2 separate regions of the Mus musculus genome follow, and region 1 is linked to region 2. Evidence: chromatin loops called from intact Hi-C (ENCODE). Cell type or tissue: left cerebral cortex. All regions are shown on one strand. Links, peaks and the distances in the headings refer to the core of each region. The heading gives the core; the rest is flanking DNA. Region 1 has its middle 37 kb from the start of Il1b. Region 2 holds the start of Gm25703 (a small nuclear RNA gene).

Region 1 (16,460 bases), core at 4,854-12,853, 87 kb after region 2:
TTACTCTCTCCATTTTTCTAGATTACTTTATTATTATTATTATTATTATTATTATTATTACTATTATCATTACTATTATTATTATTAGAGTATGGTGTACATTTATAGGTGTTCATATGCTACTTGGGCAGAAGTCAGAGGACAACTCTGTGGAGTTAGTTTTCTCCTTCCCCCTTTACATGGGTTGCAGGGATTGAACGCAGGTCATTAGGCTTATGGGTCAAAAGGTTTCACCTGGTGAGCCATATTACATATATATCTATATATCTCTATATCTCTATCTCTATCTCTATCTCTATCTCTATCTCTATCTCTATCTCTATCTCTATCTCTATCTCTATCTATCTATCTATCTATCTATCTATCTATCTATCTATCTATCTATCTATGTTTTTTCCTTTGCTAGATCATGAGAGCTTCTGAAGATTTCTTTTTTCAGGAAAAAGAAAGATCATTTTGTTTGTTTGTTTGTTTGTTTGTTTGCTCCCTATAGCACAGTGAGCTTTCTAAAGTGATTATTGATTCAGATAGAACATTATTTAAATTACCATAGTCTATGTTAAATTGGCCTGTAGAAGATCATATTATTTCTAGTGTACCCAGGGACTTGAGATCCATATCAATCAATGAAGGAGCAGAGATATGAGAGCTTCTCTGTAGGTGCTGATAAAATGAGAATGTGAGGAACAAACTTGTTTTGGTCGTTACTTAAGACCGTGACTGGCGTCATATAGAGCATGTCATGAAGTAATTGTTGGGGATTTCTGATGTTTACCCAAAAATTTACCTCCCACTTAAGCAACTGGGGTGGGTGACTTTGTTGATGGAAACTCTTGGTAATGTTGTGGTCACTTTTGGGGGGAGTTATGCAGTTTTTGAAGAATTATGTTTTATATTTCTCTGACTAATATTTATCTTAGTAGGCAGTTTGGCTCTTGGCAGAGAAAATGTTTGGGATATCTTCATAAGTGATGGTGTTGCGTTAGAAAAGTTATTCTGGAGCTTCTATTTCTGGCAACTGAAATCATGATCACTTGTTTATTAAGGCCTGGGCCTTAAGGATTGTGATAGTGAAATACCAAGGCTTTTGTTCTCTACAGCAAGATACGAGTCCAGTTTGTCTCATAAACTAGATTAGGTGATTAATTAGCCATTTCTAAGAGGAGGGGCAGACCTGTTATTGTTTTCCTGTGTTGAAAGCACCCATCTATCAAGAGACCCTTCCAACTGTCCCCAACTCATGGGTGACATAAGGCCAACAATGATTGAGGCAGGATTAATTGACCAGGCTGAAAACACTGCCATTTGAGGGCAGCCAGCAATTGGCACTGGTGATTTGATTTACTTCAAAGCTAGATTTAATTTAGTTGCAAACATAGTCTGCAATTATCCAAGAAAGTTGAATTATGTAATGATGCTGAGAAGGACCAGCTCGTTTACCTGAGAGACATGAGCCTGAGCGATCAGTTGACCAGATTTGGAGATGAGCAATACTGTCATTCATTCCTCCCCTAACTAGCAGTTCAATCCGGCTTATCTACTGCATGGGGGACTTATAGGCTAGTGAAAAGGGTGTGCCTTTTTCCCCCTCCTACTTATTGGGTACTGACTTGAACACTGGGAATGTAAAGTGGACTAAGGCATAGTCTCCAGAGGCTCACAGATTTTTCTGGAAATATAGATAAAAATAACAACTATCACAAGTCCCATACATAAGATAATTACAGTGCACATGAGGGACTAAGAGGGAGGACAGGTAATTGAGTTTGGGTGCATTAGGGACACACACGTGAGAAGTTGCTACAAAACTTAAAAGAAAGGAAGCTTGGATAGTGCCATTGAAAAAGGACTTCAGGCTAGGTCTCTGCAGGAAATGACAAGGGTAGCCTGGGAAAGGGGGAAGATTAGGAAGGACATTATTAGGCAATCCTGATGGCGTGGTCAGATGTACACGTACCATCAGTTCCTTTGCTTCCCACAGCAGTAGAGAAAGGGCTGAAAGTGAAGGGTAAAGACAGTGAGATAGACCAGAGGGAACTCACAAGGCCTTGTCGTAATGGTGGGGAGAACACGGAAGGATGGAACTGAGCTGTGCTTTATGTAGAATCAGAATGGATTCAGTTAACTACCTGGATGTGGATAAGGGGTCCAGGAAGGAAAGCTGAGTGTGGGGTGCAGATGATCTCTAAGTGTGTTACCCTGCCTGGTAACAAACACAGAGTGAATGTGTTTTATTGACGTGAGCATGGCCAAGTCAAGGACCCTAGACCCATGGAAATGGCAAGACCTTCACTGGGTTAGGCTCAGAAGAATGGCAAGATCTCCCAGTAGACCAAGTATGGATGCTGACAGTGTATGTGGCAAGTGTCATCTGTAGCTTCCTCCTTCTAGATGACCGAAGACAGACTTCCCCCATCCTGAGACTGCTCTCCTATACCTATTGACTGCCATGATTAGCTGACCTGCCTCCTCTCCATTCCTGCTGTATATACTAAACGTCCTGAGTTTTTGGATGGCTGCTGCAGCGATCATAACAGAAAACACAACCCACCCAATTGAACGAAGCTTTGTAATACCCACATTTGTTGTTTCTTCATTCCCAGTCTTCCCAGTGAGGTCAATTCTAAAAGCTGCATAGATAGAGGCAGCTGAGGATACTTGTAACATGTCTGGGTTGACTCACTAAATAGCACTATTCAACACCACCAGAAAACCAGGCAGGGTAACCAGCTTTGTTAGCCTGTTTTTGAGGATAAGAGCAATTAGTCATTTGATGTTGGAGTGTGTGAATTTGGTACGGCTGCAATATTATAGTGGGATAGGGTAGGCAACAGATGAAATTGTGTGTTTCTCAGTAAATGATAGACAGCTCTGATCATATCAGCAAGGAAACAGGGGGTTTAACTGGATGGATATATTTCAACAGTGGTACTCCATAGTTGTGTAAGTCTCTGTGAATTAAGGATAAAAACCTTTATCTGGTGGGACACATTGTTAGGGGTAAATGTGCCAAAATACCTAAGATATTCCACACAGGGCCTCGCTTGTAGTAAGTGCTTGGTAAATGTTATAATTTATTTATATTGGAGCAGTCTTGGGAGCTCAAATACAAACCGATCAGCTCTGCTTCCTGACTACAGATGCAGTGTGACCAGCTGCCTCACCGTTCACAGCCATGCCTTCTCCACCACGACACACAGTGCCCTAGTGAACTGGTGACCTCGTGGAATCCGCAGGAATCAATGCAAAAAGCCATTTGATTCCATCAACAGAGGTTGAAGAGGTGAGGCATGTACTGTCTGAACGTCTGATGTGAGCTAGAAGTCAAGGCTACGTGTGCTTTGTTTAGTATTCAGAACACAAGAACAAAACTCTGAGGTGAAATCTGGGATTAGTGGTTGACACTTGGTGACTTCAGGAGATTGTTTCCTCATGTCTAGTTGCCAAACCATACACCAACCTTGTCAAAATATGTCTCTCGGACTGTGGTAGGGAGGAAGTGGACTAATCTGTGTGAACCTCTACTTTGCAGTGAGACTCTGTAAGTGGTTACAAGGATGTCTGGAGGCACAGCTTGGAGGCAACTCAGTAACTCTTAGAGTCCTAAAGATCCAGGAAGTAGAGACTAAACGTGATTGTGCTGATGACGGACTCTATCTCAGAGTGCATGGCCAGTCAGAGGCATGAATAGAGGACCTGGCTCATCTGTCCAGGTGTTGTACAGGCCTAGGGCAGCATCTTTCATCTGTTTCCTCTTGGTCCTCCTTGTGTCTTCTAGGGCAGAACAGCCTTTCTCCTCAGACACAGGCCTCCACGGAGGAAGTCCCTTATTGTACCTTACTATTTAAGTGCAGTGTTCTTGGGGTACACCTCTCCATGAAGGCAGTGTTCCAGAGCCACAGGCCTGGGACCATAACTCTAGGTCTACATGTGGTTCTCGCACATGAAGACCTGGCTCAGTCATCAGGGGATAAGGAGAGATGTGTTCCTTCCTTGAGATGGCTAAAGAAATTGAGGAGTTCCTCCAGATTCTCCCTGAGCCAAGGAAAGACAAACTCCCTGGTTGAGCTAGAGCCACAGCTCTGCAGGCCCCTGGGTGCCTCCGCTGAGCCAGAAGGCTCTTCTGAGGCCCACAATGGAGGCTTCTGGGTGTTTCAACCTTCCTAAGATGGTGTTCACTCAAAACTCAATTGTACTCTCTGGTCAAGCTCTCCATACACTCTTAAGACTTTCTCTGTCAACCAGAAAATAGCATCTTTTGATCAGATAAAACCTGTAGCTGGCTTCCTCATATGACAGATGCTATTGACACCAAAGATGTCACTTGCTGATCTTTGGGGACAACTGTCACTGCAAGGGAGATAACAGTCTTCCGTGAAAATAGCTGGATGTATTTTTCTGTTTTAAAACAAGCTGATAAACAAACCAGCAAGCCCACTATCCTCTCAGAACACTAGAAAACAGATCTGAATGGAAATGACAGAGATGCCTGAGTGCCCTCGGTGATCAGTCTGGCCCTGAATAGAATCAGTCAGGGTCAGATGTAAGGAGATAAGATGGGTATGGACAGAGTCTACAGTACATGGACATAGGGGTCCCTCCACTCAGACCCAGGGTAACTGTTTCAAAATGAAGGTCAAGGTGGCTCTAGGAATACCAACAAATGGAGTGTTAATCAAGGAGTGTGGGTGGAGAGGCCATGCTGCTGAGACTTCGAGAGTCTTGGGCTGACTACTCATGGTTGTATCATCTCAGCTCTTCTGCTTGCACTCACCTTGCCAGAGACTCCATTCCAAGTTACCTGGGACGGGTCATCCCCACACACTCAGAGCCTCTGGGTCTTGTGTTAAGCACCGCTCAGGCAAGGCAGAATGGCTCTCCCAGTGTAATACACTTTCTTTTTTTTCCCCCCTCTTTTTTTTTTTTTTTCCATTTTTTATTAGGTATTTAGCTCATTTACATTTCCAATGCTATACCAAAAGTCCCCCTTACCCACCCACCCCCACTCCCCTACCCACCCACTCCCCCCCTTTGGCCCTGGCGTTCCCCTGTACCGGGGCACACAAAGTCTGCGTGTCCAATGGGCCTCTCTTTCCAGTGATGGCCGACTAGGCCATCTTTTGATACATATGCAGCTAGAGTCAAGAGCTCAGGGGTACTGGTTAGTTCATAATGTTGTTAGGACCTTGATTCCCAAAAATCAGGGCAAGCCACATTCTTTGAATGGGCCTCCTGAAAGCCAAGTGTGTGCCTTTTTATTTCTGGAGAGAACAGGACTGGTGTTCTGTCCTGCCCCAGCATTCCCATGACACAGAGCTGAGTGTGTGTTGGGTAATTAAGAAAATGCCCTTGGGCTCACCTTGGCTGCAGGCATCATAAGGTACTTGACTTATAAATAAGAAACAAGACAGCCGGACAAGGCATTTTGAGTCACCTACCAGAAGCTGTTTGGGGTTTTATACCCAAGTTGGAGGCTATGCAATTGGGATGAGGTCATCCTGAGATCCCCGGAACATTTTATTTCTTTAACAATCCACAAGCGAGGGAATAAAAGAAGCGTCTGTTACTCCGAGATCGCCTCTAGCAGCTGCTTTTGAATTGTGGCAAGTCCTCTTTGAAATATTATATGCCCTCTATTCTATTCAGACATTTCTAACATTCACTTCATTTATGTCTGACATGTTATTTCCACACAGGAAGGGTCTTCCTGAATCACGCCATCTAAAGTAAACCACACGGTGGCGGACAGTGTGGATTTGACACTTTAGTGTGGCCAGGAAGCTACCCAGCCACGACATGTGTATTATTTCATGTTATCCTTACAACACCACAAAACAACAGATTTGATCATCCTCTCGTCTTTGTAGGGTTATAAAATAGGTTTAGAAGTCAAATAGGTTCTCTGGTTACTGTGAACAAAAAGTAATGGGAGGATTTGCTCCTGAATCAAACACCTTTAGCTGTCCTGTACAAACAAGCTCCATGTCCCGATTTGACATCTTTCACTAACAGTTGCAAGAATTACACAAAACACAACCTGGTGCTAGGAACTGAGAAGTCACTAGCCTTGAAAAAGAATCAATATAGGATTACATTAAAAATAGAAATCAAATTAATTTTATAGAACAGGGCAGATAGAAATGTGATTATAAAATGCAACTGTGAACCCAGGTTGTAACTTAGCATTTTCTAGTTTCTATTTTTTTAAAAATTAGAAGATAGCTCAGTGAGGTGGCTCCTGCTGGTTACCCCTGTGCTCAGGAGGCAGCACAGGGTGATCAATGCAAGTTTGTGGCCAACTTGATCTATATAGTGAGATCTAGGTCCACCAGGACTCAATAATGTGAGTTTGTCTCATAAAAGAAAAAAGAAAAGGAGAAAAGAAAGAAAAAAATAATTAATAATAAAAAGAAATAGGTCAAATAAATTTTAATATATTTTGTTTAATTTGAAATATCAGAAATATTATTCGAATATGTAATCATATAAAAGTTATCAGTGAGATTGTCTACATCCTATGTTGTGCTTTGTACATAAGATGTAGTGTGTGTTTTAGGCTTTATATTTCAGTGAGTCCCATTTCAAGTTCTCAGTAGCCACATGTGGCCATGGCTGCCACTCTGAACAGTACAGGTCTACAAATAAAGAAATGGAAAGGCATTTCTGGAGGGATGGTTGCTGGGTGGCAGGGTATAGCCAACATTTAAGGGGTTGACTGGGAGCCAAATGCCGAATCAACAGGAAGTTAGAGGACATGGTTGCTATGCCTACATTGTCACTTCGATTGAAGTTAGACATTTTGAAAATTAAGGCAGTCACCCAGTACGCCCAAAGTGTGGTATAATGAAAGAGAGCTCGTGCTAGCTAGGTGTAGAATTGCCAGACGCAAAAGTTTGAGTTTCATCTCCCATCAGCCAAATAGCGTCAGAGACAATGGGGATTGCGGTGTTTGTCTCACAGAGATGTGCATGTATTAAACCGCAACTCAGAGCTCTTCCTGTTCAGGCTTGGCAGGTTCTGCCCCGAGATGACCCATCCCATGTACTTTGTGCAGCCTACGAAGCAGGAGACACCTGAATCACGGAGGCAGCTCTTTACTACTTTTAACTCCAGGTCTAGGGGAATCTTACGCCCTCCTCTGGTTTCTGAGGGTACTGCACCCACATGTATATTTTCCCACCCACTCCCCAACCCCCTCACACTGGCACCATACACGTAAATGAAATAAAATAAGTCTTAATAAAGCAAAGTATAACTTCCCAAATAAAATAATGTATTTAATCTCAGGTGAAGTTCTCCTCTTGTACTGTGGCAGAAACCAGCTTTGTATTAGGGATCATGTGGAAAGGCATTGTTTGTGGTGGCTCTGGAAAATGCTGATATATGTCTGGCTGCATGACCTCAGATCATGGGCCTTGAGTTCTGTGGTTCCCACTAAAAGACAGCATGGGTCCTCACCATACTAACATGCTTCCAGGCCTGTAGACCCCTCTGTGTGAGATGTAGAATAAAGGAAAGTTTTAGATTTTCCTCTGATCTCTGGACCACAGAAAGCTCGTGTTGCCTGTATTTGCACAGAATTCAGTACTTTCTTGCTATGAGTGCCATCATTTCTATCTCTCTACAGCTTGTAGCTTTCCTGGCTCCCAGTGGAGCCACAGATGTCTAAATACCTCTGGGATTTTGTCTTGCTCCTGTCCCAGAACCCAGCCGGAAATAGGAGGGGCAGCAAGTACCAGGGCTCCTCTAGGATTCCTTCTTCTTCAAGTGTCTTCCCTCCTGCCTGACCATCCTGTTCCCAGTCCTGGGAAGGCTTATTTGGCTCTAACATAAAGGCACAGCTCTGAAAAGTGTAGGTTAAAGGCAGGAAATGTCACAACAAATAAACGGTTCTCTGAGAAAAATTACCCCGGAAGTAAAAATGACCCCACATTGAAGGACAGCCAGAGCTACTTGTTATAACGGGAGAAACAGATTCATTTTAGGACTGTTGCAATGGGGAAAGAGAACGCAGTGCAGAGCTGGGCTGGGTTCTGGATACAGCAGGGGCAGGAGAAAATCTACAGCAGGGAGCACGGTGGGTGGCAGAGGGTGGCACAGGATAGACAGGAAATATCAGGAGGCAGGAAGGTTCTTGGTATACTCACCTAACAGGATTTTTGCAGATGACTGGGCAGGACACTGCACGTCACCTGGGCGATGATGACTCAGAGTGAGGAACGTGGTTAGACGTCAGGGCGAGAAAGTAGCCTGACTGCGCGGAATTCCTGCTAAAGTTTGATTTTAATCGAGAAACAGAAGGCCTGGGTCAGGGATCAGGATGTCGACTAAAAATGGAACAGGGATCAGGACGCGGGCCACAAACTTAGTGAGGAGGAGAGAGAACCTTTGTGCCTTTCACTAGGACAGTGTCACTTCACTCCTTTTGGGTCCTCAAGTCAACTTTTATCTGGAGCAGTTTTAGGGAGCCGGAGATGGAGAGGGAAAAACAGAAAATGCCCAAAGAAAATAAGTGGGTACGAGTCCGCTCAGTGGGGAGCAGGCGAGGGCATGCATGTGGGAAGACTTGGTTAGATTCTCCAATTCCTTGCGCTGTCAGTACTGCTCAACTTTGCCCCAGACCTGGTCTATGGACTTCTGACCATCAGAGAGGAACACATTGGAGGCAAAAGAGGTCAATATCTTATATCAAAACAGGGGTTATGAGCTGCGTTTAGTGTTTCTTTGGTTGGATTGGTTTAAGAATGGTGAGCAAAACCAGGCTTCCTGAAGCTAATAAACCTTCGCTTGGCTGAAAAGTCCCTGCGTTCAGAATCCTGGGCTGGAAATCTAACGTTTTCAATGAAGGTTTTCCTCTGAAGCACGTTTTTGGTTATCATTAGATAGTCACGTTCTACGGATGTTAGCAAACAGATGCCATGTTTACTGGGCGGTCATTTGGAAAGTTCCCTTCCCAGGGATGCAGGCAGCAAGAGCTAGGAGGCCCCTGCTTCCACCGCAGATAAGCAGAGCCGCGACTCAACCCGTCTGCCACCTAGTGGCAGGACGCCCGCAGTTCGAGCGAGTTTACCAAGCTGAGTTCATCAGCCCAGGAACTTCGTAATGCAAAACTGAACTAAATAAAGATAGGGGGAAATAGATATTATAAGAAAAATGCGCTATTTGTGCTCCAGCTCCATGTCAACGCATTGCATCCACAAATAGCGTCCGTATGTGCTAGTCGGTATACTAAAAGTGAAACGTATATTTTTAAATGTGCCCTATCTGTGGCTATAAAAAGATGGCTGATATAAAACTTGGGATGATTCATATTTTACGGAGTAAGATGTAGGATTCTATAATGCTTAAAAAGTATGGTGGGACCAGAGAACTGAGCTGGGTGGGTAGCAAACTGGGTTGGTCTGAAGGAGCCTGCTGTGCAGAAGCCACAGAGGAGGCCGAGGAGGGGGCGAGAGCTCTCCCAGTCCTTGAGGAGCTGGCACTAGAAGGATCACAATTCTCTATTTACAAACAACTCTCTGTTTACGAACTATAGGATTAATTTTTTGTCGAAGTTTATATCCTTGTTTGGACACATTTTCTGTGCTAGAAAGGCTAACAGATAACAAAGAGCATCTTTCTTTTCAGTTCCCATGGGATGTGGATCCACCGTCCCCGCCCCGCCCCGCCCCCACTTCTAGAATTAAAAACCACGGACTTGAATGTCATCTTTCCCTGGCACGCTCATTAATCATTGAAGTTCCAGTTGCTTCCTGGCCTTCTTTTATCTAAGCAACTTTTTTTTTCTAAAATGCAAAGACCTTAGAATCTGCAGGGAAAGAACCAGCCCTGTTTTTATATCCCCGTCTTACCCCAAAGCTCTCTTGGACCCCAAAAGGACCATAACTTGATACCCCAGCTAAACCCTTTCTTTGACATGTATAAATACTGATGTATATACTTATGAGGGGTCCTATGGATGTCACACTTAGCTATAATATTTTCTTTTAAAATCAATGTTAAGCTAGACAAGCTGACTCATGCCGGTGAGTCTAGTCTGATGCTGATCCAGTCTCAAGGGTGCGAGTTTGAGTCCAACTTGTCTACACCATGAGTTCCAAGGAAACTGGACTTGAGGTGAAACCCTGTTTCAAAGAACCCAACCCAAACCAAATCAACAAAAAATACCCCCACTGTCTTATTGAGGTATAACTTACATGTAACAAAATATCCAATGGAGGGTACGTACAACCTCCTCATTTTCAATAAATGTCCAACTCCTTAAACCAACACTCCAATCAAGTCACCCTCTACCCTAACCCCATTGCAGACATGATTCACTTTTTTGTCACCACAGTTTAACTGGGCCTTTCTATAACGTCTTTAGATGGAATTGTGTGTTGTGTTGTCTTTGGTGTCGGGCTTCCCTTGTTCATTATAATTATCTAGGTTTGTTAATGTTTTCATTTCTTTCTAGTGTTTAACTGTTGTACGAATATATACAACATTGGATATACATTCGACCACTGGTGGCAATTTCACGTCAATCTAGATGCTGCAAATAGTCATATATAAGTTTTAATGTCTACTTACATCTTCATTTTTCTTGGCTAGGAATAGACTTGCTGTGTCAGCTGTTCACTGCACGCTTGTTCTCTTGAGTGGCCTGGCCATTTTGAACTTCTCACCAGCACTGACTGAGAGTTTCAGTGGCCCCACATCTTTTCAAGTGCCTTTGCTTTAGTTAATTTTGATGGATCCTTAGAGGCATCCTACCGGCTGTAGCCACTGCCCTACAGTGACTATTGAGCATCTTTTCCTGTGCCAGAGTCAATGAGCCAGTCTGGTGTGCTGGTGGCCGCTATTAGTTCATCGGGTAGATTTTTTGTTTTGTTTTGTCTTGTCTTACTGTGTCACTTTAATTTGTGACACACGATAACCACATAACTGTTGTGACACTGGCTTAGGACATCTAGGGGTGTGGAGAACTGGGTTTTCTTTGATTTTGCAACAACTGTGCGTTTTGCTTATACCATGACTGGCTCCTTCGTTAACACAAATGCATGGAAGTGCCACATATAGGAAAATGTGTTTCCCTTTCTCTACCAAACCGATTTCTCTTAAGTATGTTCACTTGTCCCATAACTTTAAATATAAATTAAATTGTTTTCTTGCATCTATGTGTGTGTGTGTGTGTGTGTGTGTGTGTGTGTGTGTGTGTGTGTGTGTGTAGGTCATAGAACAACCTACAGTTACTGCTTTTCTCCATCTACTCTGTGGGTCCTGAGGATTAAACCCAGGTCTTGGCAGCAAGCACCTTTACCCGCTGAGCCATCCCACTGGCCCCATTCCTTTGTTTTAGAAGTGATTTAAGACTATTGAAAAGATTTGGAAACTGGAGCATAGAAGAGAAAAGATTCCACTGCCTTCAGTTCAGCATCCTCTCCTTTCACAGGGTGATATTTCTCGACCTTTAAGGAGTTCCTTTTCTGCTCTGATTTGCATTCTTGTGAGTGTTGGTTTTTATTTGAATTCAGCTTGCATAGCTCCTGAGCCATGATTAGAACAACACCTCACAAAGCCCCAGCAACATATGAAGCCAAGCAGTGCTGCTCTTGTGGTTCAACAGAGAGTCCTCGAAGAGACTCTGCACACCTTCTCCCAGGAGGGCAGCCAGGGACACTTCAGTATGCACACATGGACAGGATGACCTGGTCTTGGAGTTGGCCTTCTTGTAAGCTTTAATTTGGTTTCAATTTTTCAGTTCAGTAGTTTGATTAAAAAAATATCAGAGCCCAGTGAACCTACGGTACTTAATCATGTCTAAGTAAAGCTTGGCCAGGGCAGTGTGAATGCTGAAATTACCTTTGTTCTTAAATGGTCATTGCCAGTGTAGCAGTCTCTGTGACACCTTCTCCCGCCCCAGAGGTCGGTCTCAAGCCTGCCCATGTCTTGTTTTGTTTTCCTTACTATTTTGTTTGAATGGCAATGGCTTATTCCTGTCCACATGGAAGGAACGGGCTGTACCACTGTTTTTATTCTGCCCCTTTAAGAGCACTCGGTGGGGGGTGGGGGTCAATAAGAACTAAGGAGAATGACACATATGTATGAAATGCCACAACAAAACCCATCACTTGGCCTGCTAACATAGGTGGGGCACGCCAAGAAGCCACCTACATCTCTCTAAGCCCTGCCCACGCCTCAGGGTACAGGTGTTCTTCACTTACCTTGGCTCATGGCTCAGCCTCCTGAAAACTTTCCTGGCTCAGCTCCTCTCCGGCTGGATTTATGTCTCTGACACTGCCATATATGATAAGAGGAAATCCTGCAGCATTCCTGAGCAGCCCAACAGCTCCTGATCTCAAGGGAATGCAAGGTGTCTGTGTCCACTGCCAGGCACAGGCTCCTCAGCTCCTCTCTCATCCAACCCATTCAGCACTGATGCCCAGCAAGACAAGTTGAGAGCATGCTGGCTTCTCCATTCTCCTATTCCCCTCCTCCTTTGCCCCATTCCCTGCCTAAAATGTTCATTACCAGCTCTTCCCTTCTCTGGCAAGCTCAGAGCTAGAGGCACTGTGGGCTGGCTCCTCACTGGACCGGCATCTGGTTTGGCAGGTACTAAATAGATAAATGTTTTTTGGCTGCTCCCTCTAGATCTGAGTGGCCACAGTAAACGATCAGAGCACCTCTGCCCTCTGGTAGGTGGAGGTTGGAGTTGCCTGCAGGTCCTCTGGCTTAGGTCCCCTGGCAAGGACACCTAAGCATGATGTGTTCATTCATTCAGCTTTCTGGGCCATGCAGTTGTTTCTCCTGGCTTCCTCTGAGTCCTGGTTCCTGATGGTTATTACCAAGACTCTGGCTTTCCTTTCTGCCATTCCTGCCTGACTTCCTAGCTAATATTCGATTTCTGCTCAGCAGTGGCAGGACTCTGAGGCTCTGGTAATCACCTAGGCCTCTTTTGGAGAAGAGGAAAAACATACTGGAAGGAAATCATTCCCAACTCCACTATTTGGATTTATTATTTTGGGGTCTTGCTATCTATCCTGAGCTGGACTCAAGCTCAGATCTTCCTGCCTCACCCTCCCAAGTGCTAGATTATAGACATGTGAGAACCACACTGTTCCAAGTACACACACACACACACACACACACACACACACACACACTTAACATAGTTTTGCCCATTGTATAACTTTATCCTAAGTAACTTTTTTAGACCAGTCAAGAGTATTTGTTGCTCTTACAGAGGATCCGGGTTCAATTTTCAGCACCTACATGGTAGCTCACAACCATCCATAATTCTATTTCCAAGAGATCTGACACCTTCTTTCTGACCTCTGCAGGCACCAGGCATGGATGTGATGCACATGCATACACGCAGGGAAACACTCAGACATATTAGATAAAAATAAATCATCTAAAAGTATTTTGAAGTTACATTTTATTTACTTTGTGTTGTGTATGTATAATGTATGTACAATGTGTGCATGTGCAGGCATGGCAGAGCACACATGTGACATTCAGAAGAACTTGCGGGACTCTGTTCTTCCCTTCTACATTGTGAGTCCTGGGGGACTTGGAAGGTCAGGTCATAGGTTCGGTGACAAGTACCTACCGGCCAAGTCATCTCCCCAGCTCCAGCTAGGCATTTTAGCAAGAAGTGCTAGATCGCAGTCATATCTTTAGTCCAAATTCCAGTGCTAGAGACTGACCTGAGTCTTTTGCATGCACAGTAAGCTCTGAGCTACACCCTGATGCCTGTGGTCTTATGTTTTATGTTCACCATTTCCTAGGTGAAACTTGTCTTCATTTGGGGGTTCCCTAAAGAGAAATACAGAAGAGCAATGCAAAAGTATTGATTGAAAAAAAAATGTCAAGAGGCACATTTTCAGGTAACGTGGGTCTGGGCTCGTGGCAAGCTGTGTCAAGGTGAGTCTGACACGAAGGGGTAGAGGAGCTGAGGAAGCTGATGCTTAGGGGAAAGAAAGCCAGATGGCCTCAGGTTTCCCACGTGAACTGGGATGAGTCAGCAGATGAGTAGCTGTCTGGTCCCCTGCACCTGGCTGCTGGGCCCAGGCCAGAGAGGAAAGTGCAGAGAGGTATTGCAGCTGGTGGCTCTCACCACACCACTAGGAGGAAAAGGAAGCTTTTCCCGTCAGTAGATAAGGAGGAACTGCTGGAGTACAAGGTGCTATGATGAAATGTGACCTCCAGAACCCTGTAGATGTCTCAGTAACTTTCTCCTGCCGTCAGCGGCAAGCTGACTGGAACTTCTGAATGATTTTGGGCCTCCCTATCTAGACGAGTGGTCTGCCTTATCCCTGGTCTGTTGGGCTGCACGGTCCTCTCTGCTTGGGCTCAGTCCGCCAGAGTTTATTGAGCACCTGTGGTGTGTTGCCCACTGTGGCTAGTGAGGTGATCAGGATAGGATTTGGGGGTCCGAGGTCTCTTATCTTCCCTATTGAGGGTGCTGACTGTGGAGGATACCCTCACCCTCCACAGAACAAGCATACAACTGCAGCCTGTTGTGAGTTCCCTGACCTCTGGGTTGGGTGGCTAAGGGCTAGTTCCTCTCTCTCTCTCTCTCTCTCTCTCTCTCTCTCTCTCTCTCTGAGCCTAGGTGGTTAGGTGTGGGAAAGAGAGTCTGCAGCTCTTCTCATAGTCAGCTTCTTAGAAGACAGTTGAAGTTGGGAGAAAGTGACAGCTCTACTGGACTTCCTTTCAGAAGGCTCTGACCAGATACGTTCAGGACCTAGGTACAGGAAACAGAAGACAGAGCAGGGCTGGAAAGTCCTCACCAGACTTGGTGCTAAGAAGTGTGCCTCTCCTCAGAGAGCAGCAGCAAGGGCAAGGGAGCCTGACTGCCTAGGGACAGTGAGAGTGGCCAAGGCAGGGCTATGACGCCCAGCCACCCCTCAAAACCCTCCACCATCAACTTCTCAAAGATCACATGCCTGCTTCCCTTCTTCATGTCTCTTCATTTCCTTCATAGAATGAGGCCCTTTCTGATTGCTCAGCTCATACCTTATCACTGGCCTGTAGCTACCGCTGGCCTGAGAACTGTGTGCAGGTGCCTTGAGCTAGCACACAGTGGGTACTACCATGCTATGCTTGTCAGTGGTTTTAAGGAACTAGTATTTATTTTAAGTGGTTTTCAAACAATAGCAGCAGCAGAGCAAACCATAGCAGAGCCGGTGGCCATGGTGATAACCATAGCAACAGCATCAGCCTCTGCTAAGAGTGATAGAGAAGTGTTAGGTCCCATATTCTCTGATCCTCAATGTCATTCTACCTGGAAGGAAAGTCAGGCCAATTGTTAGATCCTGCAGCAGGGCTGGGATTCACATAAACTCTCCGGATTCCATGCTGGCCATAGGAAGTGGTAGAGCCTTAGCCCTGGGGAGCTGGGAAGGTAGATGTTGAAGAAAAATGTTCCACATCAGTACGTGCCATTTCCTCTCTGTGACCTGGAGCAAGTAACCTGGCTGCTACTTTGCCTCCGTTCCCGCTATAAGATGAAATCTTAAAACAGTTTGATTTTTGTCTGCTGTGATTTTTAAAAATGTTTTTGAAGCACAATTTGCATACAACAAACATACCCAAATTAGACACATGATTTGATTGTTTTTGATAAAGAGGTAATTGCATTGTAACTCACTCTCCGTGAATGACCCAGGACAGTTCTGCCTCCTCCCAAAGTTGTCTGCTTTGCTTTGCCATGAGTCTGTTTTCCCTGCCCAGGCAAGCTCTGGGCTGGTTGCCCCTGGGAGGAAATTAATTTAGCTTTTTCTGAGTATCACAGAGAACTTCCTTGTATATAGCCTAATATATCTGGCTTCTCTCTCTAAGAATAATGTATACTTTTTTCAATCTAGCCATGCCATAGCACATATATTCCACTGCATGGGACATAGCATCTTTGCTCACCTTGCTCTCAGGTATTCGGAATATATTTGATTGATTGACAATGTGGTTGGATGTAAATGACCATTTTGCCATTTGCTTCAGTGTGGAAGAGGTAGATGAGATGGGGAGATGGAGATGGAGATGTGGAGATGCGAGGAGAGAAGCTGTTAGTTTTTTTTTAAAGATTTATTTATTTATTTATTTTATGTATGAGTGCATTGTCACTGTCTTCAGACACACCAGAAGAGGGCATCAGATCCCATTATAGATGGTTGTGAGCCACCATGCGGTTGCTGGGATTTGAACTCAGGACCTCTGGCAGAGCAGTCAGTGCTCTTAACCACTGAGCCATCTCTCCAGCCCTGCTTTTAGGTTCTTTTTGGCTATGCTGCCATGCGCTTTCAATATCTCACTGGCTATCTCGTGATTTAGAAAGCCCACAAAGACAATATTCCTACTGAATATGAAAAAAATGTTTTGAAATGATTTGTGAAGCACGTTCCTTTGTTGTAGGCTGTAGACTTCGCAAGGAGCAAGTGTCTCTGTAGTAGGATGCAGACACGTCAGCTTTGTTC
Region 2 (16,460 bases), core at 2,753-10,752:
ATGAAGCCAGTGCTGACCCCTGACCCCAGGCAGATAATTACACTTTGAATTATCTACATAATAAAGGTATGAAACAGAGGCACTTGTTGATCTTGGACTGGGAGACAAGTGTGGAGAGAAAAGGGAACATTCAGGACCAAGCAGATGTTATGAGGGTCAAGTATATCAAAGCCTGAAGGCTAAGAGCTCAGAGCCACTGGTGGAGGGAGATGGGCTGGTAAGCTGAGAATGGAGGACTGGAAGGAGTGCAGGAGCCAGACCAACAGGGCCTCTTATAGCCCCCGGGAAGTCTTTTCTGGAGGGTTACTTCGAAGATATTCAAGCTCTGCCTATTCATAACTTAATCAGTTTTACACTTTTGTTTTCGTGCTGCTAGAGATGGAACCAGGAGGTCCTAATTAAGCCTCTACCACTGAGCTGTATCCCCAACTAGCTTTGTCTCTTTGATGGTGACAGCTTTGAGTCTGAGAACTATTCTAGGTTGCAAACCAGCACACAGAGAGATGACAACGTAGCTCTAACTGTATCAAAAGCAGTCTTTCTACCTAAACTCAAGTGTGTTTGACTAAGATGTTCCAGGAGCCCAGGAGCAGAGACGACAGGAGATTCAAACGTGAGCATCAGGAGGAACACACACAGATGGAGTTCAGTCATTGCATCACTGCGGGGCTGGCTAGCTGTGACGTCTTCTCTCTGCTTTAGCTCACTCCTTCCCTTATGGATGCTTTCTGTTTCTGAATTCCCTTTCTCTCACCTCTTGAGATGCTGAGTAATGGAGTCTTTGCCTCTTCCTTGCCTTCTTTTCTGAATGCCCTTCCAAAGTCATCAGCGGGCTTCCTGTGTGGCAACCCTGGTGTCTGGACCTGTCTCTTACTTACTTTTCTTCTTCTGGGGTAATTGTGATCTTCTGGTCAAAAGTGCATTTCTTTTTTTGGGGGGGGGGGTGTCGGGCAGATCGAGTTACCCAGGCATCCCACAAAGTAGGCGGGTCGCCTCAGACTGCAACCTATACCTGCTCAAAAATTCGTCTCACATAAGCAGTGAGGACTCGGGTGTCACCCCGAATCGTTATTTTCCTTACTCATAAGTTTAAGGCATCAAAAATGCATTTCTTAAAAGAGAATTTCTTTCTTTTTGAGTCTTTTTCTCATTGGAGTCATGGTTACCTCTTGTTTGAACTTGTTTCTCAGTTAAAGAAATTAGTATGCTTAAAATGTTTATTATTAAATATGGCTGTATTGGAGAAATACATAAAAAACTAAAATAAAGCCCATGAGAAATTTAATAACTAGAGCTAATTACTGCAACTATTTATTTTTAAAGTAATTTCTATTAGCTTTTCTGTCCTTAAGACCTATGCAAATTCTTGTTGAGATAATTGGAATACTCTGAAATCTTTTGATGTCTGCATTCCTGGAATCATTGTGTGGTAGGTAGCTAGCTGCGTACTATCATCCATCTGCTCATGTGTGGGATTTCCTGATGGATGTCTGTCTTCCTGGCCTCCTTCGCAGTTAAACTGAGGACACATGGCGTGCTCTGGCCAACAGCCTGTGAACAGGAAGTTGATTGAGTTCTGTTGATGCAACCAGGGCCAACTAGTTCATCACACTCAACTTCCCTTGATGCAGTAACCTCAGAGGTCATGTGACCAAGATGCTGCCGTGGTAAAGGCCTGAGGCTAGAGTACCTGCCTTAGACTTGGTGGCCATGGGAAATGCATCTTAAGTTTTGGCAAATCACCGAGATTTCAGTTCATTTCTGTGGTAAAACCAGACCTGTTCTGACTAAGGCTATGTGTGAGTCTCCTTCCCTTCTTTACCACAGACCAGGATGACATACATTCTCTCAAAATTCCTCTCTAACACAATCAATTCTGTCTGTGTCTTCATCAGCATTCTACTCATAATGCTCTCTGCCCTCTGGGAGAAGAAATTTCCAGTAAAACAAGCTAACACCCTAATTAGATGCTCATGGTGGTGGGGGGCAGATTTGGATTTCAGATAAAGATAAGTTGGCTGTGAGAGCAAAATGGATGATAGTAAAGTTAGTAACATTGAGTTAATATGTCATAATACCTAACATGTATGTAGTACTTTATAGTTTTTCAAAGTATTTAAACGTTTTTATGTGTGTATAGTGTATTCCTGTGTGTGTGTGTGTGTTTGTGTTCACGTGCACATGTGCATATGTATGCATATATGTGTGAATGCTGCAGAACTGTAAAAGACCAAAGGGCAACAGCAGGTGTCAGTCCTCTCCTCTCACCCAGCTTGAGATAGGGTCTCTTTTCTTGTTCTGTCACCGTGTTCTTCAGGCTGACTGGCCCGTGAGCTTCCAGTGGTTCCTCTCATCTTGCAGTCGGAAGCAGAGATTAAGGCTATGCGCTACCGTATTCTGGGGGATCAAACTCTCATTTTTATGCTTGAGTGACAAGTACTTTAACCATAGAACCATTTCTCCAAACCTCAAGGTATTTTAAATAAAAAGATATACAAGAATCTAACACGATGGGAGGCTGAATTTTAATGCAGACCAGCAGTCCTATGTCCATTGTGTGGTTCTCCTTCAGTTCTTCATCGTCGTCGTTTTCTTCTTCCTCCTCTTCCTCCTCCTCTTCCTCCTCCGCTTCTTTCTTCTTCTTTGGTTTGTTTGCTCAAGGCAGTTCCTCTCTGTGTAGCCTTGACTGTCAAGGCTTGTTTTGTAGACCAGGCTGGCCTCAAACTGAGAGATTTGACTGCTTTTGCCTCTCTAGTGCTGGGATTAAAGGGGTGTGCCATCACTGCCCTGTAAGATGTGTAGCTAGGCTGGCCTCGAACTTGTGATCTTCCTGGCTCTACCTCCCTCAGCAAATCCTACCAGTGTGCACCAACACAATCAGCTCCTTCCTGCTTTTTAATGTGAACGATTGGTTGAAGATGATGGGTTTCCAACTGAAGCAGCTACTATGCAGGTTAGGATCAACAGGTGTGGCATACAGTGTGGCCAGACAGGCAGATCTTCATCTGACTTTGATCTTGGCCACTGTCCAGTCTTAAACGATCCTCACACTTCTCAGAGCTCCTCTTATTTATGAGGTGGGCGATTAGACTGGATAGCTACCTGGAATAGTCCAGCTCTGGCTGCTCATCACAGTCTGCATGAGGATCCTGAACACCATCCTGTTTTGCTACGGCTCCCTGTGCTCCAGAACCATGTGTCTGGTCACATGGTATCCTTTCTAGACCCACTCCTTACCGTTCTCTTGTAAATCATTTGTTGTGTCACGTATGATGAGTCACAGATGAGTGCCACGTCCTCCCTGTTTTTTTCCTTCATGATTTCAATGGCAAACTTGATATTTTGGCTCCTAAACTAAACAGAGATAAATCCTTTCCTAGCATATGCCTGTTTACTGACACATTAGAAGGAGTTGACTTTTATACCATGACTGTGAAAGGATGATTGATTCCTTAGTCTTGCTTTCAAGAAAGTCTGGTGTAGATGAAAGACCTTCAGGGCCCCTTTATAACCCCTAAGAGGAAAAGAAATGTATGTTTCTGAGACTGAGAATCTGGGCAAGTTTTGAAGTGTTTTAATAAGAAAACAAATATCCAAGGGAAGAAGAATATCTAACTTTCTTCTTTTTGCTTTCTTTCCTAGGGTATATTTCATCCTACACAGAGTTGCTCAAAAGTACTGTGGCTCTTTTAAAAGGGGAGCCACAGAGCTTGGACTCCCGTGTGGAGCAGTGTGAGCCCAGGGCAGGTGTTTCTCAGGAGCGCCGTGCAAAGCTGCATGAGTCAGCTTGGTAGCTGGCTTGCTTCATGGCTCAGAAAACAATGAAGTACTGGAGGGAGGCTGTGGGGAGAGCATCAGCAAAGAACCCCACTGTTTTTAAGTTTTTTTAAGACCTAGGAACAATGGAAGATGAACGAATGTAAGGATAGGTGGACTGGAACAAAGACAGAAGTTAGGTATGGGAGGGTGGGGAGTACAGGAAATAGGAGGGAGCTCAGGGAAGCCTACAGGGAGGCTACCTTAAGCTGCCATTAGCTTGGGAACTTAGATTTGCATAGCGGAGAATGGCTATTCCAGGCTGAGGAAACAGGATGAGCAAAGGCATAATGCATGCATTTGTGTCTTCTACTGTGAGGTAATGGGTAAGTAGCTCATTCTTCAGAGCTTGGGTTGCTTCACTTGCAAAACTGCTCTAGTAATTCCTCCTGGGGTTCTGGAAGCATCACACTAGACAGTGTTTGTAAATGTTCAAGTTAGCGTTGGTCGCTTTCCTTCCATGATAGATGTCACATTTTGCCAGCCTTATTCCCTGGTTCAGTTTATTCTTTCCTTGGAATCTATTTTTCTTCTACCCATGGAACTCAGACTTCTTTACTCATTGTCCAGGTCCCTCCCTGAAACAGGATGGAAAGCATGGTGTTCTGAAAGTAAGGAATGTCAAATGTGGCTAGACAAAAACCCATCACAATCAATATCATCGGGCTACAAAAGGAGTCTACTTGTCTACAGTGTACAGAACAGGCTGAGGTAATTACTAACAGTTATCTCTGCATCCATTCATGGATGTACACACTCATTCATAGAAGATAGGGTCTTTGACTTGGGAACATAGTGAGAGCCAAGGGCTAAGTGTAGGACAGACAAGGTTTTTAACCTCATGAGTGTCTCTGTCAGCAGAGAAGTCACACCTTCTCGCCATAAATATGGTGTTGTCCTAGTCTGTTAGCACGCTATAGCAAAGCACCATGAACTTGATGACTTATAAACCACGGAAATTCTATTTTCTCAGAGAAAGGTGCTGCTGGATAGTTCTGGTGAGAATCCATTTTCTGGTTCATAGATCACACTTTTCTTGAAGCCTCATGTGATGGAAGGGGCAAAGGAACTCTCTAGGAGATTTTCTTTGTAAGGTTACCAGGTAGTGCCCTCAACAGAGATCATTTCTACCCAGTGCCTCATCTCCCAACATCAGTACATTTGGAATTTGGACCCAACACGTGAATTTTGGGTGAGTTGGCAAAACCCCTTTTTTAGTCTATAGCAGGTGATCATTAAGGATGGGAAAGCCTAGGGTGCTATGAAGATATGTGTGGGGAGACCTTGATCCTCTGAACTCCCACCCTAAATAATCAGCATAATGTCTAGGTAGGGAAGGAAGAGATATAGGGAAAGTTACATCCCAGCTAACATGAACAGCCCATGCAGCACCCTGAAGCTGGAAGATCATGTGTGTTAGAAAAACTCAGAGCTAGCCAGAGAAGAAGTGGTGGGAGTAAGAAGCAATGTGGTATAAGGACAGAGCTGGAGGGAGGCACAGGGGGCAGGCAGCTTGCCATAGGGTACCAAAATCCTTGGTGGAAAGACCTCTCAACTCTGGATTCTACTTTTAGAAATTGATCAGAAAGAATTCATCCCCAGAATTACATAAAAATTGGCCTTTCATAGCTCTTGATGGTTTATAATTGAGTGTTTTATGTTTAAGTCTTTCATTTATTTGGGATTTAGGCATGACTTGAAATTCTATAAGTTTGGCATTGAAACGTAGCCTGCTGTCTCTTAGACAGCCTTTGAGGAAATCAGGGACCAGGGAGTCAGAAGTTTCTATTTCCCTCCTTAGAGGGATGTGAATGTCACTTCCCCTCTTTCTATTTTGTTTCTTCGAATTCTTTCTTTCCATACTGCAAGACCCGCTAGTTCAGTTCTCTAGAAATTCCCACGGGCTGAAGGCAAAGCAGAACTAGATGGTGGGGAAATCTGGGTAATGCTTCTGTATTCATGAAGCTTACCCTACACAGTGACTCAAATTGCCCAGAGAGATCATCCGTTTCTTCTAGACTTCTCCATTTTTCTAGTCCAGACTCCAGTCATCACAGAATCCCCTTCTACTCTCCTGCACCCCCAGGCGACCTCGAGTCAGTCCTCACTTCCTTCTGCCTGTCCATTCCTTCCATCCCCTGGCCGCCACCATCAGACTGATCACCGATTTCCTTCACCCACTCTTTCCTCACCATACTCCTGGAGGATGAGTCACTTCTGGTGCTCATCTGTCATGTTTGTCACTCTCAGAATCTCTCATGTTACATTTATATCTTTGCTTAATTCCTAGAATTCCTCATTGTTCACAATTGAAAGTTCAAATGCTAAAAACCCTACAGACACAGGAACCATAGAGCCTCACATAGGAGTTCATCACCAAAACTAAAAAAGATTGTTATTGTCCTTGATTAGCTGACTGGCTGGCTGGTGTTTTGAGAAAAGATCTTGCTCCTATAATTCGCCTATAAAATTTGGTACTACTCAATCTACATTCAATTTTTTTTTAAATAAAGATTTAAGAAAATTGCTAGTATGTACATTTGGTAGTTAGTATTAGTTGTCAACCAGACACATCTAGGATCACCTGGGAAGAGAGGTGAGAGACTGTCTCCATCAGGCTGGCCTGGGGGTGACTGTCTTAATTAAGTTAATTGATGTGGGAAGACCCATCCCACTGGGGGTGGCACCATTCCCTAGCCAGGGGATTCTGAATCTTGTAAGAGTGGAAAGATGGAACTGGGCACAAGCAAGCAAGTAAGTGAACATGTGTGCATTGATTTCTCTATGTTCTTAACTGTGGGCAATGTGACCAGTGGGTTGAAGTCCCTAACTTTACTTATCTGCAATGAGGGACTGTAAACCTGAATTTTGTTAAGCCAAATATACCCTTTCTTCCAAGGTGCCTCTTGTCAGGTTATTTTATCACACCAATAGAAATTAAACTAGGGAAGCTCCTATGGTTGGTTCTTTTTGGAAATTTGGAGTGGTTTCTCTAATCCAACCTCCTCTGAAGAGTAAGTCATCTTTATTCTATTCCTGTGAACATGGGGTTGCCTAAAAGGCCGGGAAACACCTTACAGCCCATTGAGAAACTGTACAGCTCTGACACAAGAATGCTCTTCCTTCTGGTACAATCAATATCTGTGGGTCCTTAACTCCCATCTATTTATCTTAGGTGTTTCCTTACAGATGGACAGAAGGCTTGGTACCTCTAGGGAGCCCTTAGAATCCTATGGTGTTTCTTTATACCTCCCAGAGTCTCTTCTAACTGGCCCTCCCAGAACCTTTCTGCTTGATCCTCATGGAAGTGATGCTTTCCTTAGGGCAGGTTCAGTTTGCTAAGGCCCTTATGAAATGGGATGGGGTGGGGGTGGTCTCTCCTCTTGTCAAGTATTGGGTTTCAGTCACACTTTCATGGAACAGAGTTGACTTTCACATTGTGCTATACTGTTCTTTCTTGATATTCTTAACCAAGTTATCTCTTGAAGCAAGACCTGGATGTATAATTATTGTTATTCATTGATTCAAGGATAAGTGAGATTATTGCAAAACTATAATGCATATTGGGTATTGTGGTATGTGCCTGAAATTACAGCACCTGAAAGGCTGAGGCAGGAGAGTGTCTAGCTTTGAGGCTAGCCTGTGTTCTGTAGCAAGACCCTGCTCCTGTGTCCAAAAAAAAAAAAATCCAGCTATTTAACCACCCCTTCCCAAAGAAGTTTTGGTTGGGGCAGAACTCACATGTGTGGCCCTAATGGAAACTAGTTGTCTCATTTCTCATTCTAGAAAGAAGAACTTTTGGAAGAGGACAGAAGAGAGTTTCTGTCATCTGGAATAGGGTTAGCTTCATCTTCTTTGTAAGATAGTTGTAAACAATAATACAAAGTGTGCATTTCTTGGTGAAAATAAAAAAAGATTTGATAATATTTAAGTTTTCTATCTCATGTAACCTTAAAGTACTTTGAAACTTGCTGTTCTTGTAGAAATATCTCTAATCTACATACCTGGCCAATTAACAGTCCCACAGTTTCCATTATCTGGACAGGAAACCGAGCCCCTGGGAAGATAAGTGAGTTGGCTATGGGCAGTTAGGTAATATTTTACAAGGTGAGAGCTAAAACTGGAGGTGCACTCCACCTGAATCAATCTTTTGCTCTGTCTCTGAATCACACCTTGCTCTGTGTTGGCTGTGCACAAGTTAGCCTGGTGGAACTGTGACAAGTTCCACTTGCTGGGACAGAGCCCAGTCCTCTGAGTGTTTCCTCTAAGCTTGACAGAGTTTTGAATGCTAAAGAGGATATAAATGTAATTCAAGGCTCTAGGAATCTAGAATCACACAGTTTTCAGTGGACTAAAAATTACAAAGACTGAGATTTTATATGCCTTTGGTTGGGAAGCAAGTCATAGGTTTTTAAAAAGCTAACATATATCTAACATGAAGCTCCTTCACCCTTCCATCCCTAGGTCTTTATTTACCTGAGAGAAAGGGAAGTATATCTTTATGCAAACATTTTAAAAGGGATGTTCATAGCAATATGTTTCATCATTGCTAAAAATGGAAATAACTCAAAGTCTTTAACAAATGCCTGGATAACAATGGCTAAGCCATATAATGTAGCACTACTATTCAACAACAAAAAGGAATGAATTATGGGACATGCCTTTAATCCCAGCACTCAAGAGGCAGAGGTTGGCCAATATCTGTGAGTTCAAGACCAGCCTGGTCTACAGAGCTATTTCTGGACAGCCAAGGCTACACACAAAAAAACCCCCTTGAAAACCAAAATAAAAATCAAACCAAAACCAAAACCAAACCAAAACATAAGGAATGAACACGTGGGACAGTATGTGCCTCAGATTGATGGTGCAAGATGGCAGGCAGGAAGAGAGTGCATACTATGTGCTCCACTTATATCAAACTCTAGAAAGTATGAACAAGTCCATGGGGATAGCAGGCTCCGATACTTAGTAAAGGGAGTGAGGATAGAGCAGAGATGGGGGTCCACCATGGGGCAGGAGGATAAGGGATGTGCTCAGCATCTTGGTCCTGTTACTTAGTTTCACTGTATGTCCGTCTGTCAATTTAGTGAACTGTGCATTTTAAATTTGTAGGTTTTTAAAAAGACTTGATATATTTAATGCTATTTTTTTGTTTTTTGTCTTTGTTTTTTGTTTTGTTTGTTTGTTTTTGTTTTTTCAAGACAGGGTTTCTCTGTGTAGCCCTGGCTGTCCTGGAACTCACTCTGTAGACCAGGCTGGCTTCAAACTCAGAAATCTGCCTGCCTCTGCCTCCTGAGTGCTGGGATTAAAGGTGTGTGCCACCACTGCATGGCAACGCTGTTTTTTTTATGATCAAGGACTTAAAAAAAAGTTGTGTGTGTGTGTGTGTGTGTGTGAGAGAGAGAGAGAAAGAGAGAGAGAGAGAGAGAGCATGTGCATGAGTGTGTGTGCATGCGCGTAGCTGTGCGCTTGCACTCATGCATGCCTTCTATCACATGAGGTCAGGGGGTCAAACTCAGGCCTTCAGACTTGTCAATAGGTGCTTTTTACACAATTGAGCCAACTCTGTGGTCTCTAAATTTGCATGTTTTATATTAATTATTGTAAATAAAGCTGCTAAGAGAATATATCTAAGGATAAACAAACAAGTGCTTACTCCTGGGTCGCCTGTGTTTGTGGTAATCAAGGATACTCATTGATAACAATGACTCCAGTCTTCCTGACTGCCCTCATCCACACACCATGACTGTCTTATAAACCTGAGGACCTGTGGTGGTCCCTCAGTGTCCTCTGTATCATTCGGGAGGGAGAGCTAGGCCTTTGCAGCCTTGTATTCCCAGAACTCACGCACATGTTCGCCTCATAGTCTTTGGTCAAATCCCTTCTTTACACACCTTTCTCTGTGATTTCCTATGGTTTAGGAAGCTTAAGTTTTATTCCCATGTATTTGGTTAGAAGATCCTTTATAATTACATCTCTCTCCTCTCTGACTCCCTCTGTGTTTTTCTCTGTTTCTCTCTGTTTCTGTCTCTTTGTCTCTGTTTCTGTCTCTCTGTCTCTCTATCTGTCTCTGTGTTTCTTTTTCTCTTTGTGTATGTCTGCAGCAGAGCAGAGATGACTACTCAATAAAGCTGTTTGTTTAGGGGCCCCTCCTTCACCAGCTGTGCACACCCAGCATGCAAGTCAGCTCACGCCAGGGCAGGTTTCCCAGATGCCTGTCTGTGCCATAGTACCCCTTCAGGTCACAGGATGTGCCTGGGCGTATTGGATCTTTGGTCAGTGACAGGCTTCAGTGGGAATTCCTACCTCTTATGCAGAAGGAAGTCGGGTGGATCAGTTGGTCACCTGCACATGTAAACCTCACAATCTGAAGACTTTCCATTTCTAAGGTTGGAGAAGGGAAGAGCCAGAGGAGGGAGGGGAAGGAAATAAGGCAAGAGCGTGTCTCTGCCCAGAGAAACTTAAGTTGTTTGTTCTGCTCCAGTCTCCAACTGGTGTATACACGCACCTTTCTCATCTGCTAATCTTCATAATGTGGTTACACTTTAAATTTTCTAGATCAAGAATTGGTGCTGTTATTACGATACACAAATATACTCAGACCAGATATACTTAGTCTATTAAGCACTCTTGCTGGCCACTTACGCATTCTGTCTTTCCTTAGAAACTGTCTTCTCTTTCTCATTTTCTTAGTTTCCTATATATCAGTAGGGTGGTGTATAATTTCTGTTGGCAAGGCCTGGTTAAGAGAAGAAATACATGCTGGGCCTGTTGTAAGCCTGTAATCCAGCTACTCTGGAGGCTGAGGCAGTAGGTTTGCTTATTCAAGGGCTGCCTGGCCAGCCTAGTGACATCCTGTTTCAGCAAATGAACGAACAAGCTGAGGCTGTAGCTCCTTGGCAGCATGCTTGTCTAACATAAGTAGGGCTCTAGTTCAATTTCCAGTAACACACACACACACACACACACACACACACACACACACACACACACGCGCGCGCGCGCGCACACGCACACGCACAGACGTGCACACAGACATATACAAAGGGAGAGAAAGACAGAGACAGAGAGAGTTAGATAGACAAAGAGGCAGAGAGGAAGAGAGACACACAGAGAGAGAAACAGAGAGAGATAGATAGATAGAGACAGAGACAGAGACAGAGGAGAGGAGAGATATATAATTATAAAGGATCTTCTAACCAAATACATGGAAATAAAAGATCCTAAAATTTAAACTTGATTATCTTCACAGAGGATTCCTCCAGGGGCACCATTAATTGTATTGCAAACTTGCCAGTAGGTATTTAAATCTGCCTGTAGATTCAGATATGTTAGGCAGCTTGTTTCTACCTCACAGGGGCATCCCTAGAGCTCTGCAGTCTGCATCAATTTGGACTGTGGTCATTTGGTGCTGTTCCCAGCTTTTTCTTTTCGTCGCTATAGCATCAATTCCCCTCACTTCTCTCCTGTCTTGGATTTTGTTTCCCACTTGGGAGAAGGTGTGTGAGTAGTAGAAATATCTTTAGGAATTTTCCGGGGTGGCAATATCTTCATTCTGACATTTGCTTGATAGTACATCTGGGTATAGAATTCTAGGTTAAAGTTGGTTCTGCTTCCAAACTTGGCAAGCATTGCTCCATTTTGTTCTAGCTTCCAATACCATTATGAGGAAGTTGGACTCCATTCAAATGTCTAGGTTTTTTTATCTGACTATTCTTTCTGTCTGCAATGTCATGTGACTATTGTCTTCTTATTCTCACTATTCTGAAATTTTATGATGTAGGTACATTTTCATTCATTCTGTGAGGTATTTAATAGGCTATTGAATTTGAAAACCTGTGTTCTTTAAGTTTTAAAAACTATTGATTATTTCTTATTGTTTTTTTCTTACCTTAAAAATTATGCATGCATTGTGAGTATGCATGCTCATATGTGTGTGTGTGTGCGTGCATGTGTGTGAGTGTATGCATGTGTGTGAGTGTGTGCATGTGTGTGTGAGTGTGTGCATGTGTGTGTGAGTGTGTACATGTATAGTGCAGAGAACAACTTTGGGTGTTATCCTCAGGAACGCTCTCCACCTCCTTTGAGACAAGGTTTATTATTTATTAGCTTTGTTATTATATTTATTTATTAGCTTTGTTATTATCAATTAGTCTAGCTGACTAGTGAGTCCCAGGAATCCTCTCTCCTCTTCCGTGCTGGGATCACAAACATGGGCCAACTTGCCTGGCATTTTTATGTGAACTCTGGGGATTGAACCCAGGTCCTTGTGCTTGCAAGGCAAATACTTTACCGACTGAGCCATACACTACAGTCCTATCTCTAATCCTCTTATCTAGTCTAGTTTTCAAGTCTTTACCTTTTTCTTTACTTTCTAGGTGGTTAACCACCATCTCTCAGCTCTTCTATTGCTCTCATTTCTCTGACATTTTAATATATTTTATTGCTTGACTATCCCACCTGCTGGACATCATAGTATTTTATTACTGTTCCACAGTTTCACTGTCTTTTTAGCACAATGTATTGCATTACATACGGAGATACTTACCTACTTAGTATATATTCATAATATTTTTAAACTTAAAAGATGGAGATAGGGTCTTTCTGTGGTTGCTAAGGCTTAGTCTTCATCTCCCGAAACTCAAATGCCCTTCCTGTCTCAGCCCTCTGATCGTCGAGAACTACAAAAGTGTGATACCTCGGTTGTATCTGATGCACATCAGCTTTTGTTTGTTTTTCATCTTTTCTCTTCCAATGATCTTTTGTTCCTCTCTCTGCTGTTATGAGCTGGTTTATTTGTTGTCCTTCTCGTGAGAAATCTGCAGGTTTTTAAATAATCTTACGTTTTTAGAATGGGTGTTTCTTGTGTGGATTGGAACATCTGAGTAAATGGTGAGGCTTTTGGGCTGCGGAGATCACTGGTTTGTATCTCATCAGGGTGATTGGGTGAAGGGGCCTTAATAATAGTTTTGGCTTGATTCCGAGCATAGCCTCTTTTGCTTTCCTGCATAGAGGAGAAAGGCCTTCTGTCTTAGTTACTTTTCTATTTCTGTGATAAGACACTATGACCAGGAAAACTCATAGAGGCAAGAGTTTATTCAGGGCTTACAGTTTCAGAGAGTGAGTTTCTGACCATCATGCAGGGAGCATGGCAGCAGGCAGGCATGGAGCTGGAGCAGTCACTGAGAGCTCATATCAATCCATAAGCGCAAGGCAGAGAGAAGGAGACACTGGAAATGATGCGAGTCTTTCAGAACCTCAAAGCCTGACACTAGGGACACGCCTACTCAACTACTGCCACATCTCTTAATCCTTTCAAACAGTTCCACTACCTGGGAATCACAAATCAAATATATGGTCTTATGGGGACAGAGACTAGCCTGCATTAGGTGTGGGGGAAGCTGGGATTCTTCACAGAAGACTTTCTGCCTTCAGGAACTGTCTTGTTTACAAGACTCTCTTTTTATCTTACCTGGCATCCTCCAGTACAAAGCCACTTCATTTTCCAGTTTTTACAGAATCCGATTCCTGGTAGTTTGCTAAGAGCTATTCTGGGAACCTAATCATTCACCTTTTCCTGATTATTTCATTTTTATTTTTCTACTATATGTAAAATTATTATTATTGTTTTCTAAAATCACAGAACCAACTAGCAGCCTGCATTTTATGTGTATATGTATGTGTGCACGTATGTGTGCACGTGTGTGTATCCCCACACATATGCTTATGAAGTCCAGGGAAGGCATCAGGTACCTTCCTCCATTATTTTTTTTAGGTCACAGAACCTAAAGCTTTCTGTTTCAACTAGGCTGGTTGACCAGAGAGTTCCTAGGACCTACTTGTTTCTGACTCCCAGTTGTGGGCCATATTTTCCCATGCCTAGCTTTTTATATGGCTACTGGGGATTTGAACTCAGGTCCAGTTACCTTCACAGCAATCATTCTTACCTACTCAAGCTATTTCTGCAGCCCTTAGTTCCACACCATGTCAGCATTTTAAACTATAGCTTTCTTGTATTAACTTATTCTTTGGCATTTTCATATCCATGTCTAATAGGTTCTGATCATACACATCCCCCCCCATCGTCTCTTATGCTCCCCCAATCTCACAAGCCCCTCCTCCCCCCACTCCCACCACACTTTCATGTCTTACATGGTTTTGGTTTGTGATCCACTGGAGTTAACCAGGGCTGCCTGTGTGGGCATGGGTGTGGAACTATGGCAGGAGGCATGAGTTACTCAACAGTGGCCACATCATTGAAGACAATGACTTCCTCTTCCTCACAGTTCTGGATAGTCAATAGCTCTCCTGCGAAGGGCTGGGCCTCATGAGCCCCTGCCATATCTGTGGCTGAATGCTTATAGACTCAGTCTACATACAGATCATATGCAAGAAATCACAGCTGCTATGGGATCACGAGAACGGCACCTTGTCCTGTCCAAAGACAGCATTTCAGGGTTCTTATTCCCAGCCTCTGCCTCTTATGTTCCTTCTGTCCTCTTCTCTAATGTTTTGTGGGACATGGAGTGATTGACAAGACTGACCCATTTAAGGCTATGTGCTCAATGGTCATTTGTTCTTAGCACCTTGACTAGCCCCGCGTCTCTGCTTTAACAGCTCTTCAATGACAGCTTTGTCAAGTAAAAGTGACAGCTGACAAACTGCTCCTAGCTAAATTATTCTGTTTGTGTGTCTTGATATATGCCTATCAAATTGTCTCCACGGCTGAGGACATACCAGTTCCTCTTAAGCCTCTCTGTAGTCTGTCCCCCTTTCCCCTTCATTCCAAACAAACCCAGATCTGTTTTTGTCCCCATAGATTACTTCATGTTTTCTATAGTTTATATGAATGGAATCCTACATGAATCACTGTTTTGTGTGTGTGTAAGACTCTATTGTTCTTAATCATCTTACAAACAGTCTTACTTATTGACCAACTCATTCCCAAAGGTGCAGGGTTCTGACTGGCTCTTTTCCTTTCTCCTGCCCACGTAGGTCCAGCCTCCACGTGTCCAGCTGCTTTCCATTGTCCAAACCAGTTCATGTATATTTGTTGTTCATTTTTTTACTACTTTATTTCTTTATTGTGTGTCAGTTATACATGTGGAAGTTAGAAGAAGACAATTTACAGAGCTGATTTCTTTTCCTTCTACCAGTTGGGTCCTGGGACTCAAACACTTGTGCTTGGCAACCTCACTGGCCCCCACATTAAATAGGTTTGAGTTTAAAAATCGTCATTTCTATCTTTCCATCATGTGGGTAATGGAGAATCAAGCTCAGGACATAATCCTTGACAGCAAACACATCTTACTGCCCCTCAAAAACAACTTCTATTTATTTGTTTGTTTGCTTGCTTGCAGAACTCCTGTGTGAAGCTGGGAACTCCTGGGTTGCTGTTGTTAGTGTGAAGTCGGTGAACTGAAGAACTGCCTGGTGGACCTAAAGAATTCAGGTTCCCACTCCCTGCTCCCTGTTCTCGCAGTTTTCTCCTCTGTTCTCAGCATCCTTGTGGGTTAATGTTTTAAGAAGAAAGCAGTGTGAAGCACAACAGAACCCGTTAATGTTCTTCTAATGGGGTTTAGGAAAAGGAGCAGCATTAGCTGTAAGAAGGCGTATTCACACCATCATTCTGAAACTTGCAATAAGTGTTCAACAGAAGGTTCTGGAAAAGATTAAGGTTCCCTTAGGTCTGAAAGTACAATTATGGGAGAAAAAAAGAACAGGTGATGTTTTATCCTTCACCTGGTTATGATTAACAAGTAGCACCCAGCCCATTCCCCACTTCCTTCCTCCCTTCTCCTTCCCTCCCTCTCTGTTCTCACACTCCCCCCCTCCTGCTCCCCAACTGTCGCAGCCGCCATGGAAATGTCTTAAGAAGGGACTGTGCCAGCTCAAGGACGAAGGCAATACTTTGTAAGGATAAAAGAAACTGGGCAACTCAATTAAGGATGCAGACCAGTGGTGATATCTCTTGTGCCAGTTGGACAAGCCTTCCTGGCCAGGGAGAGGCGGGAAGGGAGGCAGAGATAAACTGCTGAGCCTGAGTCTGGAGGGACTCGGCTACAGGGAAGTCTCAAGTCCAGAGAGAACGTTTTTATGGCTGGGCACAAAGTATTTTTTCCATCATGGAAAAAGGCACAGTAGAGGTTCAGTGGCCAATGAGCCAGGCTGTGGAGAGACTCGCCTGGGGTGTTTGGGAGCCAGGCTCAGGTAGAGAGTACCAACTTCTCCTTACTGAACCTTTTCATTCCTGATATTTGAAAATGAAGGACAAAGATCCCTGAAAATGTGGAGTAGGTAGAAGGACAAGCATGGATGATAGTGTTTTCCAGTGGGCCCCAGAGCCACTGCCTAGCTTTCTCTCGGAGCCTCTGCGGAGGTTACAGGAAAGGCAGGAGGCTCTTAGCTCTGCTGGATGGCATCGACGGAAGGAACCTTAAAACAGCGTCTGCTATCTCTTTCGATGAATGTTTAGAGGTTACTATTTCCTTTTGCAGAGGAAGTTCTACAAACATTCCACTTCCAGCCTTAAAAATAGCAAAGTGCCAAGGCGTTGAGAACTCTCTACGCCGGGGAATTCCCAAGGAAGTAGAGGCCGAGTTTTGTGGGCACCAAGTGAATCCAGAGCGATTACTCAGTAGCAG

The links. A loop is a pair of places that touch in the nucleus more often than their neighbours do. Peaks named below come from ENCODE experiments on the same cell type or tissue, not always from the same donor. Only the 100,000 strongest peaks of a DNase experiment are listed, where the experiment ranks them.
Region 1: a loop joins it to region 2, with 2.5 times the contacts of the local background. A loop is called at or near these places in 4 of 42 quality-filtered maps.

Annotation. Positions count from the first base shown.
Region 1 is chr2:129,399,612-129,416,071 of GRCm38, forward strand. No RefSeq gene overlaps it. Among named protein-coding and RNA genes, the nearest start is that of Il1b, 37 kb to the left of the region's middle. In left cerebral cortex, for the core only: CTCF peaks have their summits at 7,132 (motif pointing left) and 9,049 (motif pointing left); DNase peaks (open chromatin) are centred at 9,089, 9,945, 11,546, 12,261 and 1 more place; H3K27ac peaks cover 3,874 bases.
Region 2 is chr2:129,314,382-129,330,841 of GRCm38, forward strand. It overlaps Gm25703 (a small nuclear RNA gene), which reads right to left and starts at 1,098; the gene lies at 948-1,098. In left cerebral cortex, for the core only: no CTCF peak of the experiment used is centred there; DNase peaks (open chromatin) are centred at 3,229, 5,971 and 8,051; H3K27ac peaks cover 2,597 bases.